Linked DNA regions of Homo sapiens: region 2 is linked to region 1. A link is an interaction called in ENCODE POLR2A ChIA-PET data of the cell type or tissue named here. Cell type or tissue: B cell. All regions are shown on one strand.

What was found. Peaks named below come from ENCODE experiments on the same cell type or tissue, not always from the same donor. Only the 100,000 strongest peaks of a DNase experiment are listed, where the experiment ranks them.
Region 2: POLR2A ChIA-PET joins it to region 1 with 13 read pairs; 4 of 35 experiments call an interaction of 5 or more read pairs at or near these places.

The regions. Positions count from the first base shown.
Region 1 is chr1:23,786,452-23,794,451 of GRCh38, forward strand. PITHD1 (PITH domain containing 1) reads left to right here. Exons shown (of 6, transcript NM_020362.5): 6 at 824-1,781. The coding sequence ends at 925. LYPLA2 (lysophospholipase 2) reads left to right here and starts at 4,694. Exons shown (of 10, transcript NM_007260.3): 1 at 4,694-4,799; 2 at 6,206-6,309; 3 at 6,557-6,588; 4 at 6,700-6,765; 5 at 7,254-7,301; 6 at 7,409-7,479; 7 at 7,612-7,685; 8 at 7,773-7,874; 9 at 7,976-8,000. The coding sequence starts at 6,232. LOC105376860 (a long non-coding RNA gene) reads right to left here and starts at 7,081. Exons shown (of 2, transcript XR_947067.3): 1 at 7,021-7,081; 2 at 4,163-4,339. RefSeq lists a silencer at 4,872-4,931. In B cell, no CTCF peak of the experiment used is centred here; DNase peaks (open chromatin) are centred at 4,650, 5,250, 6,134 and 7,120; H3K4me3 peaks cover 1,701 bases; H3K27ac peaks cover 2,862 bases.
Region 2 is chr1:23,503,116-23,511,115 of GRCh38, forward strand. It overlaps E2F2 (E2F transcription factor 2), which reads right to left. Exons shown (of 7, transcript NM_004091.4): 7 at 3,323-7,033. The coding sequence ends at 6,765. Among named protein-coding and RNA genes, the nearest start is that of ASAP3, 23 kb to the left of the region's middle. RefSeq lists enhancers at 247-1,081, 1,082-1,915. In B cell, no CTCF peak of the experiment used is centred here; no DNase peak of the experiment used is centred here.

The sequences.
Region 1 (8,000 bases):
TCATGTCTACATATCTGCACACTGTGGTGATGGGAGCTTCCAGGGAAGGGAAAAGAGCAAGTGTCATAATTACTCCCAGTTTATTATTTTTCTTGGTTTTATCAGTATAAACTTTTCGTCTCATTTGAGAAACTACAGGTATTTTTAAGGGGGTTGAAACTGTTATTTTTATATAAATAATATATATAATATATATATATATATCTCAGCTCACTGCGACCTCCGCCTCCCAGGTTCAAGTGATTCTCCTGCCTCAGCCCCCCAAGTAGCTGGGATTACAGGTGCCCACTCCCACGCCTGGCTAATTTTTTTGTATTTTTAGTAGAGACAGGGTTTCACCATGTTGGCCAGGCTGGTCTCGAACTCCTGACCTCAGGTGATCTGCCCATCTCAGCCTCCCAAAATGTTGGGATTACAGGTGTGAGCCACCTTGCCCAGCCTGAAATTGTCATTTATATTAATTCACAGTTTTCTACTTTCAAATGCTTTCATTGAGTATTTTTGATAATCTTTTCTATTCATGAACCAGGGATAAGATAATACCATAGACAAGTTCCTATTCTCATGGTACCCCCATTATAGTAGGGAGACTGAATCTTCAAAGTTACAGGGTGAATCAATGATAATGATCTTTGCAGCTTTCTGGAGTTAAAAAGTATCAAAATTGGGAGATATTAGATGATGACATCTAAGTATTAAAATAAGGAGATATTAAATGATGACTCCTAGAAATGAACCTGAATAAGGACTACCGCAATGTGTGTGGTGTGGGAAAGGACAGTTCTTTTAATGGCTGGCTGACCCAGCCTCAATTTTCTTGCAGCTTCGCCGACACGAGGTGACCATCTGCAATTACGAAGCATCTGCCAACCCAGCAGACCATAGGGTCCATCAGGTTACCCCACAGACACACTTTATTTCCTAAGGGCTGGCCAAGGCTCCCATAGAGGCGCTGTGTCAGTGAAGATGTACGACTACCTGTTGGGAAGGACAAAGGGATGAGGCTCCAGAGAGAGTTGGCTGCCACAGCCTCTGCCAAGCTTTGTCTTTGGGGCTTGCTGCAGAAACCTGGCCTACGGAAGATACGACACCACTGGGAGGGTTGTGTAGGTGCCAGGGGACCATCGTGGTTCTCTAGGGCGCTGTGGAAATTGGGTCTTGGGCTGGGTGGCATCTGGCAGTCATGGGTAACACTTGCTTTTCCAGTTAATGTGGCCATGTGATTCCAAGTGTCATGTTGCTTTGTGGCAAGATTGTTGTGTGACTTGTTTTTTTGTTTTTGTTTTTGTTTTTTTAAAGGAAACTATTTGTGGGCTATAGGAAACTTTCTGATGCCTCCGGATTGTGTTAGTAGTAGCCATCAGGAGGGTCTCCAACTAAAACACTTGTTCCTGCTTGCTCCTTTCCCCTCTCATTGTTCAGCATTCTTGTCAAGTTGCCCAGCTTGGAGTTGTCTGTCACGCACATGTGTCCTGTGGTTATAGCTAGAAGGACAGGAGTCTCCTGCTGATGCGTGATAGCTTAAGCTTGGGGAGAAGGTCTTTTCCACTGCCTAGCTAAGCAGTCTGGGGAGAGCATGGGGATCATTTCTATGTGTGTGGGTAATCTGGTCAGTAAGATTGAGACTTAGTTAAGATTCCCCTTGGAAATTCCTTAATGTTTATTAGCTTCTAACTAGTGTTGTAAGTCCGATGCCAGAATTTGGAGATTTGAGTTCTTCTTTTCATGGCTTTTATTCACTGTGACTAATAAGCTTCCTAATAAATCCTTGCCAGACTTAATGTTTGTATTTTCTTTTGAGTTCTTGATAGCCACTGATGCAACTTTCATTTCATGGGGAACTGTACTGAACTTTGAAATTTTTTGTTGTTGTTTTGGACTAGGTAGATTATAGGAAGTGCCACAATTAAATCAAGACTGGAGCCGGGCGCGGTGGCTCACGCCTGTAATCCCAGCACTTTGGGAGGCCGAGGTGGGCGGATCACGAGGTCAGGAGATCGAGACCACGGTGAAACCGTCTCTACCAAAAATACAAAAAATTAGCCGGGTGCGGTGGCGGGAGCCTGTAGTCCCAGCTACTCAGGAGGCTGAGGCAGGAGAATGGCATGAACCCGGGAAGCGGAGCTTGCAGTGACCTGAGATTGCACCACTGCACTCCAGCCTGGGTGACAGAGTGAGACTCCGTCTCAAAAAAAAAAAAAAAAAAAATCAAGACTGGATCAGTTTCTCCAGGAATGGTCAAGCTTAATTTTGTACAGTAGGCCAAAAACACTCCTACACCCATATATAGTAAAGAAGAAGGTGGGGTTGAAAACCTGTATTTCACAGAAATTAACTGGGCATGGTGGCGTGCACCTGTAGTCCCAGCCACTTGGGAGGCTGAGGTGGGAGGATCACTGGAGCCCAGGAGGTCGAGGCTACAGTAAGCCATGATTGCGCCACTGCACCCCAGCCTGAGGCAACAGAGTGAGACCTTGTCTCAAAACAACAACAACAAAACCCTATATTTCATTTTGCACAAAAGGAAGTGATTTGTAGAATGACATTTACAAAAATAAGGGAGAACAGATTTTGGAGCTCATCAGAAGAAATGAGGGTGAGGAAAGTAATTGAGCAGCTCATGTGGTCTCCAGGTAGACCAAAGACTTTGGACTTAAATTTTGAAAGTCAGTTTAGCAATTGAAGAGAATGTAAGTATCTAAAAAGGGGATTTGATATGGTCAGTATTCTCTCCCTTGCAGAAAACAGGAACAGGTAATAAAGGGAATTAGTGTTGAATCTGATCCTTTTGGGAGAATTCCTCTGAGGCATTGGCCCATGCTGTTGTTTGGAGGATATAGCCACTGTTTCTCCAGCCTGTCCTAGGAAAGGTCTGCTACCACCAAACCTTGTTGGCCCTCAAAATTTCTAAAATGCAGCCTGAAATAAACCAGAATGCAAATGCTGTTCTTGAAAAGCATGAAGGGTCCTATTCACTCAGCCACAGCCTCTTTATTTCAGTTGGATCATTTTTTGGAGTTAAAAGAAGGGCTATGTTTAAATTTGGAGTAGGGGGAAAAATAAAGTTAAAAATCTTAGAGCAGACTAGCCCTTCACTAATTCCACTAATTAAAGCATTAATCACAGCTCCTGGGACTGAGCCTCTGAATTTGAAGCTTCACTCTGAAGAATTTGTTTTAAGTGTCATGGTGTCTCAGGTGATCGAGGTTGCAGGAGGAACTGTTCATTCTTCCATAAGTGGGGACATTACCCTCCATTTTCTTTTGACATTCAGTCCTGGGTCCTTGGCTTGTGGTGGTCCCATAGGCTCAAAGGTTTCCTGCCCCGAATCCTGGTATTGTAGGCTCCCTGACCTGTTGAGTACTTAGGACCAAAGTGCCTCTGGGCCTGGGGGAAAGTGCTTTGTTGAGCTTCCAACTTTGTACTGTTTTCTTTTTCTTTTCTTTCTTTTTTTTTTTTTTTTTTTTTTGAGACAGAGTCTCGCTTTGTTGCCCAGGCTGGAGTGTAGTGGCACTATCTTGGCTCACTGCAAGCTCCGCCTCCCGGGTTCACGCCATTCTCCTGCCTCAGCCTCCCCCCGAGTAGCTAGGACTACAGGCGCCCGCCACAGCGCCAGGCTAATTTTTTGTATTTTTAGTAGAGACAGGGTTTCACCGTGTTAGCCAGGATGGTCTCGATCTCCTGACCTCGTGATCCGCCCGCCTCAGCCTCCCAAAGTGCTGGGATTACAGGAGTGAGCCACCGCGCCTGGCTGTACTGTTTTCTTTCTGTTCAAAGAAAACACTAGTATAGGTTAGGCTGGGAGAGTGAGTCCTAAGCGGCTGAGGGTCAAGTGTGACTCATTTCCTATTTGCAGATCCCCACACATTCTCAGGGACATGCTCCTTCAACTCAGTTTGCCTGCCTTCTGACTTTTCTGTGGTCCCTGATACCTATTTCCACTTCAGCTTGATGGCAGCGTTTTGTGCACTGTCTGCATGACATTGCTTGTGAAGGGCAGCGCTAACACTGCCAGTGCCTGTCCAGCTCTCCTGATACGGCCTTTGTATTTTTCCTAGGTCCTTTTTTGCGTGATTAACACCTCACGCTGTGATTTTACTGTATAAACCATGTTCACACAACCTCATTTAAGCCTACCAACAAAGCTGTGAAGGAGGCAGGGTGGTTATTACCATTTTATATATCAGGAAGCAGATCCAGAGAGGCAGAATTTAAATGGAATCCCGAGGTTGCTGTTTACATGCCTTCCTTGAGCCTCAGTTTCCCCATCTTCAAGGCTGGAGAACTAGATGATCTGTAAGGTCTCTTCGGTTCAGAGTGTGTCATTCCATTCATGATCCTGGAATAGGGCATGAAAGCCAGTGGCAGACACCCGAGGCCTTAAGAGGTGTGTCCCATGAGGATGGGAAGGTGGTAAAGTTTATGCAAACAATAGTGTGAGGGATGCCTCTCCTTCCGGTCGGCCCTCCTCCAGGAGGCGCATGGGTGGTGGTAGCAAGTGGGAGTCTTGGGTGCCCTGTCTCGAATCTACAAGGTGGGAGCGGGTGAGAACCCAGCGACTGCGCGGCTGAATGACAGGGAGTAGCCCCGCCGCCTCCAACATGGCAGCTTCTATCCAGCGAAGCCGGGTCCCCGCTTCCGGGTTCCGTACTGTCGGCCAGGCTACTTCCGGCAGCGCGATGGCTGGGTTCCCGGGACTCGAACGGAAGTTCCGGCGGGGGCGGCCGAGGGGGAAGAGTGTGTCTGCGGGAGAAAGAGGAGAATCGCCCAAGCGGCCTCGGAAGTCCCAGGGAGTGGAGGTACCCAGCCGGCGGCTGCGGAGGATGGGCGTGTAGGGGGAGGTCGGCCTCGGGAGGGTCCCGGAGAGCGGGGAGGGGGAACCGTGATGGGGGGGATGGGGGTGGGGAGTGAGGTGCGAAGGCGCTGTCCAGTCTTGGGGACTTCGGGAGTGGAGCGGGGCTAGGCAAGGGGGTGTCTGAGTATAAAGAGACAGACTTCAGGGTCGGAAATAGAAGAGCCCATTGTGGGGCGGGGGCTTCCCCAGAGTCAAAGGTACAAAGCTTTATTGTGGGCAGGTGGGAGTCCTGGGTCAGGGTAGAAAATTTCACTGGGTAGGGTGACCTTTGGTCAGAACAGAAGTTCCCATTGTGGGGAGCGGGAGATCCTGGGTCAGGGTGGAAGTTCTCAAGGTGTATAGAGAGAGACAGGTCAGGGGGAAGGCACCCCTCCGAGGAGGGAGCCTGGGCGGGAGGTGCAAGTCCCCACGGTGGAGAAGGAAGGGAATCGCAGCTCAGGGCAGGAGGTGCATTCCCCATGGGAAGAGGAACCCCGGGTCACAGGTGAACGATCCCATTGTGGGGAGCTGCCCTCAGGGGTCAGAGATGGAAGGTGAGGCCAGTTGGGAGGGGTGGGCAGGCACTTGAGGCAGGTAGTGGAAGCTTCCGGCGAGTTTGGAGGACGCCGAGGATGGGGAGGGGCCAGCCAGCCTGACATTCTTTTGTGTGTTTGGGAGTCCCAGAGCGTGGTCAAGCCAGGGCTCGTTTGCAGTCAGTGGCAGCAGCAGCAGGTAGCTCCGTTTAGGGGGGGCGTGGAGCACCAGTTTGGGGGTGGGTGGAGTTCTTACGCTTTCTGGGGACATGGGCAGCCCCCTGGGGGTCTGGGAATGGATGGGCCAGAAACTGCTGTGAAGGCTGGATGGGGGCTGGGTGGGGGGAGGTTGAGATGGGGGTTGGAGGCGGCACTGAGTAGGGGATGGAAGCTCCTTTCCCTGGCACTTTTCTCTCCATTTCCCATAGGGCCCGGAGTTGGGGAGGCAGGGACCCAGGGATGATTGGAGAGGAGGGGGAAGGCACTCACCCCTGAGGAGTTAGAGGGGGAATGAAGCAGGCGTGCCGCTGCCTCCCCTCTGCCCCCTGCCCTACAGTCCCTATGCCCTGCCTCTGCCTGTCTCCAGCAAGCTCAGGTCCTGTGGTTGGGCCAGAACCAGAGACACATGTTCTGGGCCACTAGGGAGGCTGTCTCTGCCTTTCAGCCCTGGAACTGAGGCAGACTTCTTCTCCTGTGCCCTGGGACTTCTTGCTTGACTATTCTTTGTGCCCAGGACAGAACCTGGGTGCTGTGTGGGGCTGATGGCCTGGTGGCCTCTTGGGCCAGGAGTGTGTCCTGTGCCTGGTTTTGCTCTTGACCGCCGCCCCGATGTATGCAGGCCCCCGCCGTGGAGCCGTGTGGTGTATGTGTGGTAACACCATGTCTGTGCCCCTGCTCACCGATGCTGCCACCGTGTCTGGAGCTGAGCGGGAAACGGCCGCGGTAAGGGTCCCCTTTCACCCACGGCCAGACACTGTGGGAGCAGCTGGAGGACCGGCTGGAGGGGGTGTGGGAAAATGGAGGTGGCAGTGATGAGCAGGGAGTATCCTGAGGCCAGCAGGCTCGGGGTAGTAACCTGTTTGGCTGCTACCTGGGTTCCCCCAGGTCCTTGGGGGTGGGGGAGGGGTGGGCAGAAGTTGGAGGACCTAGGGGAAGCCTTCCTGTCTCCCCATTTCCCATCCTTTTCCAGGTTATTTTTTTACATGGACTTGGAGACACAGGGTAAGTGACTGAGGAGGGGTGCTCCTTAAGGAGGGGTCCTGGCCCAGCAGCGGACTGGAGAGGCCTTCTCTTCCTACCACATCGGAGCCTTTTCTCCCGTCCCTCCTACAGGCACAGCTGGGCTGACGCCCTCTCCACCATCCGGCTCCCTCACGTCAAGTACATCTGTCCCCATGCGTGAGTGTCACCCCAGCAAGGGAGGGGCTGAGGCTGGGGATCATCTGGGGGTGGTCCTGTCATCCCAGGCCTGTTCTCTCCTGTCAGTTGCATCCTGGGGCTTGGGCTCAGGGCAGTCAGAAGTGGCATTTTCAGCCTGAGCTCCTGTGGAGCCCCCAGGAGTGGGGTCCAGCACCAGCCCCCAGCCCTAGGGCCTCCTAGACCTGAGCTCTCCTAGAACCCACACCTCCCTTTGCCCCTTCCCCAAGTACTCACCGACTACCTGGGACCCCGTCACACCAAGCGCTGGGCTCTGCTTCTCCATTACTGGCGCTTTGCCCCAACCACAGCCTCCAGCCCCACGTGGCAGGTTGCCTGGCAACACCTTAAACACAGGCCCTGCCTGCTGGGAGGGGCCACCAGGGGCGGCGCGGCCCCACTCCGGGCTCTGAGCTCTGGCCTCCTCATTCCTCCTGAGCATGATGGGCCCTCTGGCTCTCTTTCCCCAGGCCTAGGATCCCTGTGACCCTCAACATGAAGATGGTGATGCCCTCCTGGTGAGTTTGGGAGTGGGGGTGGGCAGGGGGACGAGGACACTTGGGCTGAGGGAGCCACAGGGGGCTGGCTGGGGTTTTCTATAGCTGCCAGTGCCTCTACTCCCAAGGTTTGACCTGATGGGGCTGAGTCCAGATGCCCCAGAGGACGAGGCTGGCATCAAGAAGGCAGCAGAGAACAGTAAGACCCCAGCCCCTCCTCCACATCCTCCTTCCCCTGCCCCCCAGGAAAGCGCTGGGCGGTTCCTCAGCCTAGCTCCCTTATTGGGCCCCTTGGCAGCTTCCCTCTACCCACTCATGCCCCCTCCCCCAGTCAAGGCCTTGATTGAGCATGAAATGAAGAACGGGATCCCTGCCAATCGAATCGTCCTGGGAGGCTTTTCACAGGTGAGGGGAGAGGGGTGGGGGGGTAGGGGGTAGGGGTGGCCGGTGAGTGAGCTGTGCCCTCATGACCCCTCTCTCTCCTCCCTCCAGGGCGGGGCCCTGTCCCTCTACACGGCCCTCACCTGCCCCCACCCTCTGGCTGGCATCGTGGCGTTGAGCTGCTGGCTGCCTCTGCACCGGGCCTTCCCCCAGGTGAATGTCCCCACTGACCCCCCCGCCCTTTGTGTCTGCATCCTCGTGGCTTGGGGACTGCTGCAGCACTAGCTTTGCCCTGAGTCCTGTCCGGCCTCCAGGCAGCTAATGGCAGTGCCAAGGACC
Region 2 (8,000 bases), 280 kb before region 1:
AACTAGGTCTTATTCATATTTATCTTCTCAGTGCCCAACATGTAATATTCAGTAAGCTATAACAATATCCATGTACAAAGTATTAATGATTACACGTTAATGTCAAGAAAACTACAAAAAGCTCTCCCTCTCCCTCTCCCTCCCCCTCCCCCTCCCCCTCCCTCTCCCCGTCCCCTCTTTCCACGGTCTCCCTCTGATGCCGAGCCGAAGCTGGACTGTACTGCTGCCATCTCGGCTCACTGCAACCTCCCTGCCTGATTCTCCTGCCTCAGCCTGCCTAGTGCCTGCGATTGCAGGCGCGCGCCGCCACGCCTGACTGGTTTTCGTATTTTTTTGGTGGAGACGGGGTTTCGCTGTGTTGGCCGGGCTGGTCTCCAGCTCCTAACAGCAAGTGATCCGCCAGCCTTGGCCTCCTGAGGTGCCGGGATTGCAGACGGAGTCTCCTTCACTCAGTGCTCAATGGTGCCCAGGCTGGAGCGCAGTGGCGTGATCTCGGCTGGCTAAAACCTCCACCTCCCACCCGCCTGCCTTGGCCTCCCAAAGTGCCGAGATTGCAGCCTCTGCCCGGCCGCCACCCCGTCTGGGAAGTGAGGAGCGTCTCTGCCTGGCCGCCCATCGTCTGGGACGTGAGGAGCCCCTCTGCCTGGCTGCCCAGTCTGGAAAGTGAGGAGCGTCTCTGGCCGGCCGCCATCCCATCTAGGAAGTGAGGAGCGCCTCTTCCCGGCCGCCATCCCATCTAGGAAGTGAGGAGCGTCTCTGCCCGGCCGCCCATCGTCTGAGATGTGGGGAGCGCCTTTGCCCCGCCGCCCCGTCTGGGATGTGAGGAGCGCCTCTACCCGGCCGCGACCCCGTCTGGGAGGTGAGGAGCGTCTCTGCCCGGCCGCCCCGTCTGAGAAGCGATGAGACCCTCCGCCCGGCAACCGCCCCGTCTGAGAAGTGAGGAGCCTCTCCGCCCGGCAGCCGCCCCGTCTGAGAAGTGAGGAGCCTCTCCGCCCGGCAGCCGCCCCGTCTGAGAAGTGAGGAGCCCCTCCGCCCGGCAGCCGCCCCGTCTGAGAAGTGAGGAGCCTCTCCGCCCGGCAGCCGCCCCGTCTGAGAAGTGAGGAGCCCCTCTGCCCGGCAGCCACCCCGTCCGGGAGGGAGGTGGGGGGGTCAGCCCCCCGCCCGGGAGCCGCCCCGTCCGGGAGGTGAGGGGCACCTCTGCCCAGCCGCCCCTACTGGGAAGTGAGGAGCTCCTCTGCCCAGCCAGCAGCCCCGTCCCGGAGGGAGGTGGGGGGGTCAGCTCCCCGCCCGGCCAGCCGCCCCTACTGGGAAGTGAGGAGCCCCTCTGCCCGGCCACCACCCGGTCTGGGAGGTGTACCCAACAGCTCATTGAGAACGGGCCATGATGACAATGGCGGTTTTGTGGAATAGAAAGAGGGGAAAGGTGGGGAAAAGATTGAGAAATCGGATGGTTGCCGTGTCTGTGTAGAAAGAGGTAGACATGGGAGACTTTTCATTTTGTTCTGTACTAAGAAAAATTCTTCTGCCTTGTGATCCTGTTGATCTGTGACCTTACCCCCAACCCTGTGCTCTCTGAAACATGTGCTGCGTCCACTCAGGGTTAAATGGATTAAGGGCGGTGCAAGATGTGCTTTGTTAAACAGATGCTTGAAGGCAGCATGCTCTTTAAGAGTCATCACCACTCCCTAATCTCAAGTACCCAGGGACACAAACACTTCGGAAGGCCGCAGGTCCTCTGCCTAGGAAAACCAGAGACCTTTGTTCACTTGTTTATCTGCTGACCTTCCCTCCACTATTGTCCTATGACCCTGCCAAATACCCCTCTGCGAGAAACACCCAAGAATGATCAATTAAAAAAAAAAAAAAAGAAAGAAAACTACAAAAAAAGATTCTTGAACTGGGCCTTCAAGAATAAGTAGGCACCCACTCAGCTCAAATGGAGCACAGGGCATCCTAGGTGGAAGGAACAGCATGTGGACAGGCCCAGAAGAGGGAAGACGTGTCGATTTCAGGAAATGACAAGGAAGCCCAGTGTGGCAATGGTGCTGGGAAAGGGTGGCCAGGGAGGCCACAGGTAAGGTAGAGGAAGCCAGTTGGAAGTTGTAAATAGCCATTTATACCATGCAAAAGGGTTAGAACTTCATCCCGAGGGCAGAGAGGAGCCATGGATGGGCATTAAGCAGGAGAGTAACGCGATTAGAACTACATTTTAGAAAGATCTTTCTGGGGATCGCTTCTCAGCCTTTTGGCTAAGATCAAGTGTAGAAAGATCTCTCTGGGGCAGCAGAAGGCATGCATTCTCAAACTTCAGCTGCATTAGACTCACCTGGGAGGTTCATGGAGCCTCAGAATACTGAGTCCCGCCCCATGAGTTTCTTATTCAGCAGGTCTGAGGCAAGGTCTCTTTTTTTTTTTGAGACGGAGTCTCGCTCTGTTGCCCAGGCTGGAATGCAATGGCGCCATCTCGGCTCACTGCAACCTCTGCCTCCTGGGTTAAAGTGATTCTCCTGACTCAGCCTCCTGAGTAGCTGGAGTTACAGGCGCCTGCAACCATGCCCGCTAATTTATTTTATTTTTTTAGTAGAGACGGGGTTTCACTGTGTTAGCCAGGATGATCTCAATCTCCTGACCTTGCGATCCGCCCGCCTTGGACTCTCGAAGTGTTGGGATTACAGGCGTGAGCCACTGCACCTGGCCTTTTTTTTTGCAGAGTCTCACTATGTAGCCCAGGCTGGAGTGCAGTGGTGTGATCTCACTGCATCCTCTGCCTCCTGGGTTCAAGCGATTCTCCTGCCTCAGCCTCTTCAGTAGCTTGGATTACAGGCACCCGCCACCAAGCCCGGCTAATTTTTTTATATTTTTAGCAGAGATGGGGTTTCACCATGCTGGCCAGACTGGTCTTGAACTCCTAACTTCAAGTGATCCACCGCACCCAGCGTGAGGCATGGTCTTGAATATGCATGTCTCACATTTCCAGGTGATACTGCTGCTGCTGGTCTGAGGACTACAGTTGGACCCACTGATGTAGAGGGTGGGAGGGAGAGTGTGGGCAGCAAGACCTTTCAGGAAGCTGTGGAAATAGATGGGGGAGACAGAGTCAGGGCTGATCACATTTTAGATCTGGGTGCTGCGAACTTTTCAGTGCCTTAATGGTGAGATTGCAGGCATGGTGATAAGAGACTGTATCTTGGAGGGAAATCCACTGGGCAATCATGTGCCCCCAGCATTGGCCAGGACAGCCCCCAACACCCAGCCTGCGGGGACCAGATCCACAGTTGGTAATGAGCTTCAGAAAGCACGACAAAGACAAGATGCCCAGAGCTGCAGTTTAATGTTTAATGCCCAATTATCTCAATACAAGGAGGCTTACATGGTGCTCATAAAGACACGACCAGGCGAAACCAGGCCGGCAGGAAATGACCCGCATGAGTCCCAGCACGGGGACCATGTTCTCTCGGTTCCAGCTCACCCTCGAAAAGTGCCACAGGCAAGGTTCTTCAGCTCACCCAGGAGCCAGCAGGCTGGCCAGGCGTGTGGCCACCATGGTCACTGAGGATCCTCGTGGGAGAATAGGGTTCTGGGACCTCAGGATACAATCACAAGAACCAGAAAGCTGCTTCCAAACAACCCCAGAAGGTTTTCACTTCACATGCGCTAAGCCACACAACACCTGGATGCTGGGGCACCCAAACCCTTTCCCTAAAACTCTGAACACTGCAGAATGGAGGTTGAGAACACTTGGGGAGGGAGAACAAAGTCAGAACCATCCTAAAGCCAGTTTTTCAAGCTTGACCACCTCCCTCTTCCTCCCTGAAGGCACACCAGCCGATCCCATTACTGTGGAAAAGGGACACCCTCTGGTCTATTCTAACACCTTTAATGGGAAAGGAGTTAGGAGCATGTCCCTGGCTTCAAGAAATCTCTGAATCTCCAACTCTACTGGATGATTTCCTGGAGCCCCAAGCTTTAGAAGTCCCTGGGGACACGAGTGATTTTTTTAGGGGGGCTGCTGGTGGGGCTGGGAAGTTTCCTGGCAGAAATTATTTACCTCAGAAAGACACTGGCTTTTCTCTTACCCTCGTTTTAAAGTCTACCTGGTCCCTAAAGAAAATACCACTCAGGCTGGGCCTGGTGGCTCGTGCCTGTCATCTCAACACTTTGGGAGGCCGAGGTGGTGGATCACTTGAGGTCAGGAGTTCAAGACCAGCCTGACTAACATGGCAAAACCCCGTCTCGACCAAAAATACAAAATTAGCCGGGCGTGGTGGTGCATGTCTATAGTCCCAGCTACTCTGGAGGCTGAGGCAGAAGAATCGCTTGAACCTGGGAGGCAGAGGTTGCAGTGAGCCGAGATCAGGCCACTGCACTCCAGCCTGGGCAACAGAGCGAGACTCCATCTCAAAAAAAAAAAAAAAGAAGAAAAAAAGAAAAGAAAATACCACTCAAAATGTGTCCTGAAGCACTCTGTGGAAGTCGGGAGGCTTCAAGTGTCACTGGCAAGACGGGGGCATGAGCTTGTGTCCTGCACTGAATCTGAGGCTTAGCCTGGGAGGTCTAGCCCCTTGGCCAGGCAAGGTGTGAAAGGGACAGTAGAGGGGGACAGAGGCAGCTGCTGAGCACACGGGGCACAAGCCTGAAGGCAGCTCCCCTGACCAGCCATATGGAGAGGCCTCTAGGGCATGAGCTTACATTCCAGACTTCAGTATTAAACTCATTCCCAATGGGTCCTGCAGGCCCCTTCTTCCTTTTCTCTGATGTAATTCTTGGGGAAAGCTCCAGAGCCCAAGGAATGGGAGTCAAACACCTCTGACTTCAGAGATGGCACATGGCTAAATGGCAGCCCAGTGGAGACCTCAGAGCAGCCCACTCACCACAAACGAGATCCTACACAGGGTCCCTGAGCATGCTGGACTTTAAGACGGGCGTCTGATAAGACCCTTGTGAGTATTTGGGTAGGAGACCAAAAGCATTTCTGCAAAGGGTACACAATTAGCCCTGCTTATAGAGTGGGGGCAGCTGTGACCCGCTGACCACTCCTGGGAGGGGGCTAACTTGGGGGCCCAGGAATTTGAGCAAATGATGAGGCACAATTGTCCCCAGCTGGGCATTAGATCACATTGGGCCCCACCCTGAAATAATCCCTCGTCTCAAACTTCAGACATCAGTCAGTCAGCTCAGGAGCCATCCAACAAAACCAACTTCATATTTTAAACCAGCTTAATGCTACAAACTTTTCTAAAAAGTGCTGTCCAGCTGAGCCTCTGAGAAAACCTAGCTCCCTGAGGGGTGGATGGCAGGCCTCTCAGACCAACCCCTGAGCCTCTCTCCAGAAGTCATAGCCTTGGTTCAGCCCAGAGCACCCACATCCCAGGGTGGGTGGGGGAGAAGAGCAGCTGAGCTGAAGGGACAATGTGGGATGATCAAGCCTCTGGGGGAACAGGCTGAAGCCAAAAGACCCCCTCAGGACCCCAGGCCTGCAGAGGTAACATGAGTTCCTCTCCCCATTAGCTGTGAAGGCCTGGTCTGCCATGAAGACCTCTCTCTGTCACCCCTTCAGTATACCTGGGAAAAAAGGAGTGAACAAGTCACCAAGCCCCAGTCACCTCTGTCCTTGGGGTCTGAGTGAGCTCTGAGGGGTGGAGTCCTTAATGAACCATCCCCTTCAATAACATGGTGAAAAAATTCCTCCCAGGGAAGCAGAGAATGATGCCAGTGCCACATGGGGGGCAGAGGGGATGCTTTTGGCAGTTTTTTGTTTTAATCTGACCCTTCTTTACAGTGGGGCTGCCTCTGCCTACCAAGTCCTTGGTGCAAAATGGCTCCTGGACCAGCGCAAGGCAGAAACTCTGAGGAAAAGTGCCCGCCACAGCCATGACAGCTGCCCCCATGCTCCTGTCTGTTTTCCACGGGAGCTTGTCTCTGCTGGACCATTTTTACATCTCAAGGGGAGAGGTAAGGACTTCCTCAGGAAAGGGGTCTCCTGAGCAGGTGGCTCCTGTTTCCACAGGAGCCTCAGTGCTACCTGCCCTAGGATGGCTCCCTGGGACCATCTCTGGGACAGAGGCGACCAGGAAGCCAAGACCGGCAGCTCAGCTGGAGATGTGAGGCCAAGAACAGGGGAAGAGGCAAAAGGGCCCACAGCTGCCGTTTACTAGAACCATGAGGCCTAAGTGCAATTAGCATTCTAGCAGACTGGACAGCCCCTCAGAGTCCCAGCCCCCACCACAGTGGGGAAACCAAGGATGTAGCCTGGGCCCCTCCCTTGGAAACCCAGACCTGCCCTGGAACATGGACAGTGATGGGCCTGTCTGCAGAGGTCTCACTAAAAACTAGAACAACCTCCCTGCTAAAACTCAGGGAGGACAAACAAACAACTCAACCTGAAATAAATACAAAGGCATTATGTGCTTCTTGGTACGTCGAGGGTCCTAATTACCCCTCAAAAGGAGGTAGCAGGGCCTTTCCCTGGACTTGGCCACCTCACCTGCAGCCTTCTTGTGAGAGGTCAGAAGTCAGAAGACTGGATGGGCCTCCCTAGGCCCAGCTTCCATTAGGAAGGTGAGGACCACCCCTTATCCACTCCTCACCCGTACCATTCATATCTCCCCACACAGCTTCTGCCGGCTGGGGCAGGAAAGGCGAGGAGACCCCATGCCCTGAGGGCAGCACCTAGTGTCCAATGTCCCTGTGCAGGCAGAGGGGCTGTCAGCCTGTCTGTGAGGAGGTAGAGTCGGGGGCAGGCTGCTGGGGGCAGGCAGGGCCACTCAATTAATCAACAGGTCCCCAAGGTCGTAGGAGTCGAAGAGATCGCTGATGCCCTCACCCGCCTCCAAGCCCCACAGGTAGTCGTCCTGGTCCAAGGATGGGGAGAAGCTGATCAGAGGGGAGCTGCACGCCAGGGTCGGGGACAGGAACTGGTCCTCAGTCTGCTGCAGGAGTGGGTGCGGCAGCTCCAGCAGGCTGTCAGTAGCCTCCAAGGGGACCAGGGATGGAGGCGGTGGGGCCTGCTGGGGGGTTGGCGCTGGTGCTGGCACTGGAGACAAACAGACAAAGGTTACGCCTGGCCCTAGCATCCAACTCCTCAGCACGCGAGGACAGACTTCCGGTTCTCTGGATGACTGCACCCTTCTTCTCTCTCCTTAGCCTGGGTGGACTGTCGTGCTCTCAAAATCCACCTTCCAGAGTCTACACCCAACCCTACAACTTTTCATGTATTTTTTATTTTTTTGAGACCGGGTCTCACTCTATCACCCAGGCTAGAGTGCAGTGTTGTGATCTTGGTTCACTGCAACCTCTGCCTCCCAGGTTCAAGCGATTCTCCCACCTGAGCCTCCCGAGTAGCTGGACTACAGGCATGCACCACCACACCCAGCTAATTTGTGTATTTTTAGTAGAGATGGGGTTTCACCATGTTGGCCAGGCTGGTCTCGAACTCCTGACCTCAAGTGATCGGCCTTCCAAAGTGTTGGGATTACAGGCCTGAGCCACTGTGCCCGGCCAAAAAGGAAAGAAATTCTGACACATGCTACAACATAGATGAACCCTGAGGACATTAAACTATGTGAAATAAGCCAATCACAAAAAAACAAATACTGTGTGATTCCACTTACATTAGATACTTAGTCAAAATCGCAGGGACAGAGAGTAGAAGGGTGGTTGTCAGGGGCTGGGCAGAGAGGGGAATGGGGAATAGGTACAGAGTTTCAGTTTTACAAGGTGAAAGGAGTTATGGAGATGAATGGTGATGGTTACACAACATTATGAATGTATTAATTACCACTGAACTGTACATTTAAAAATAGTTATGATGGTAAATTTTTGTTATGTTGCCTCTACTCTCCACCACACACAACTATACCTGACCTCATCACCCTCTCCAATTACTGGCCCATTTTTCTGCTCCTTTGCACAGTAAACTTTCTCCAGAGTAGCCTCAGCTTGTCTCCACTTCCCTATTACTATTCTCTCTTCAACTCACTCCAGTCTGGGGTCTCTCCCCA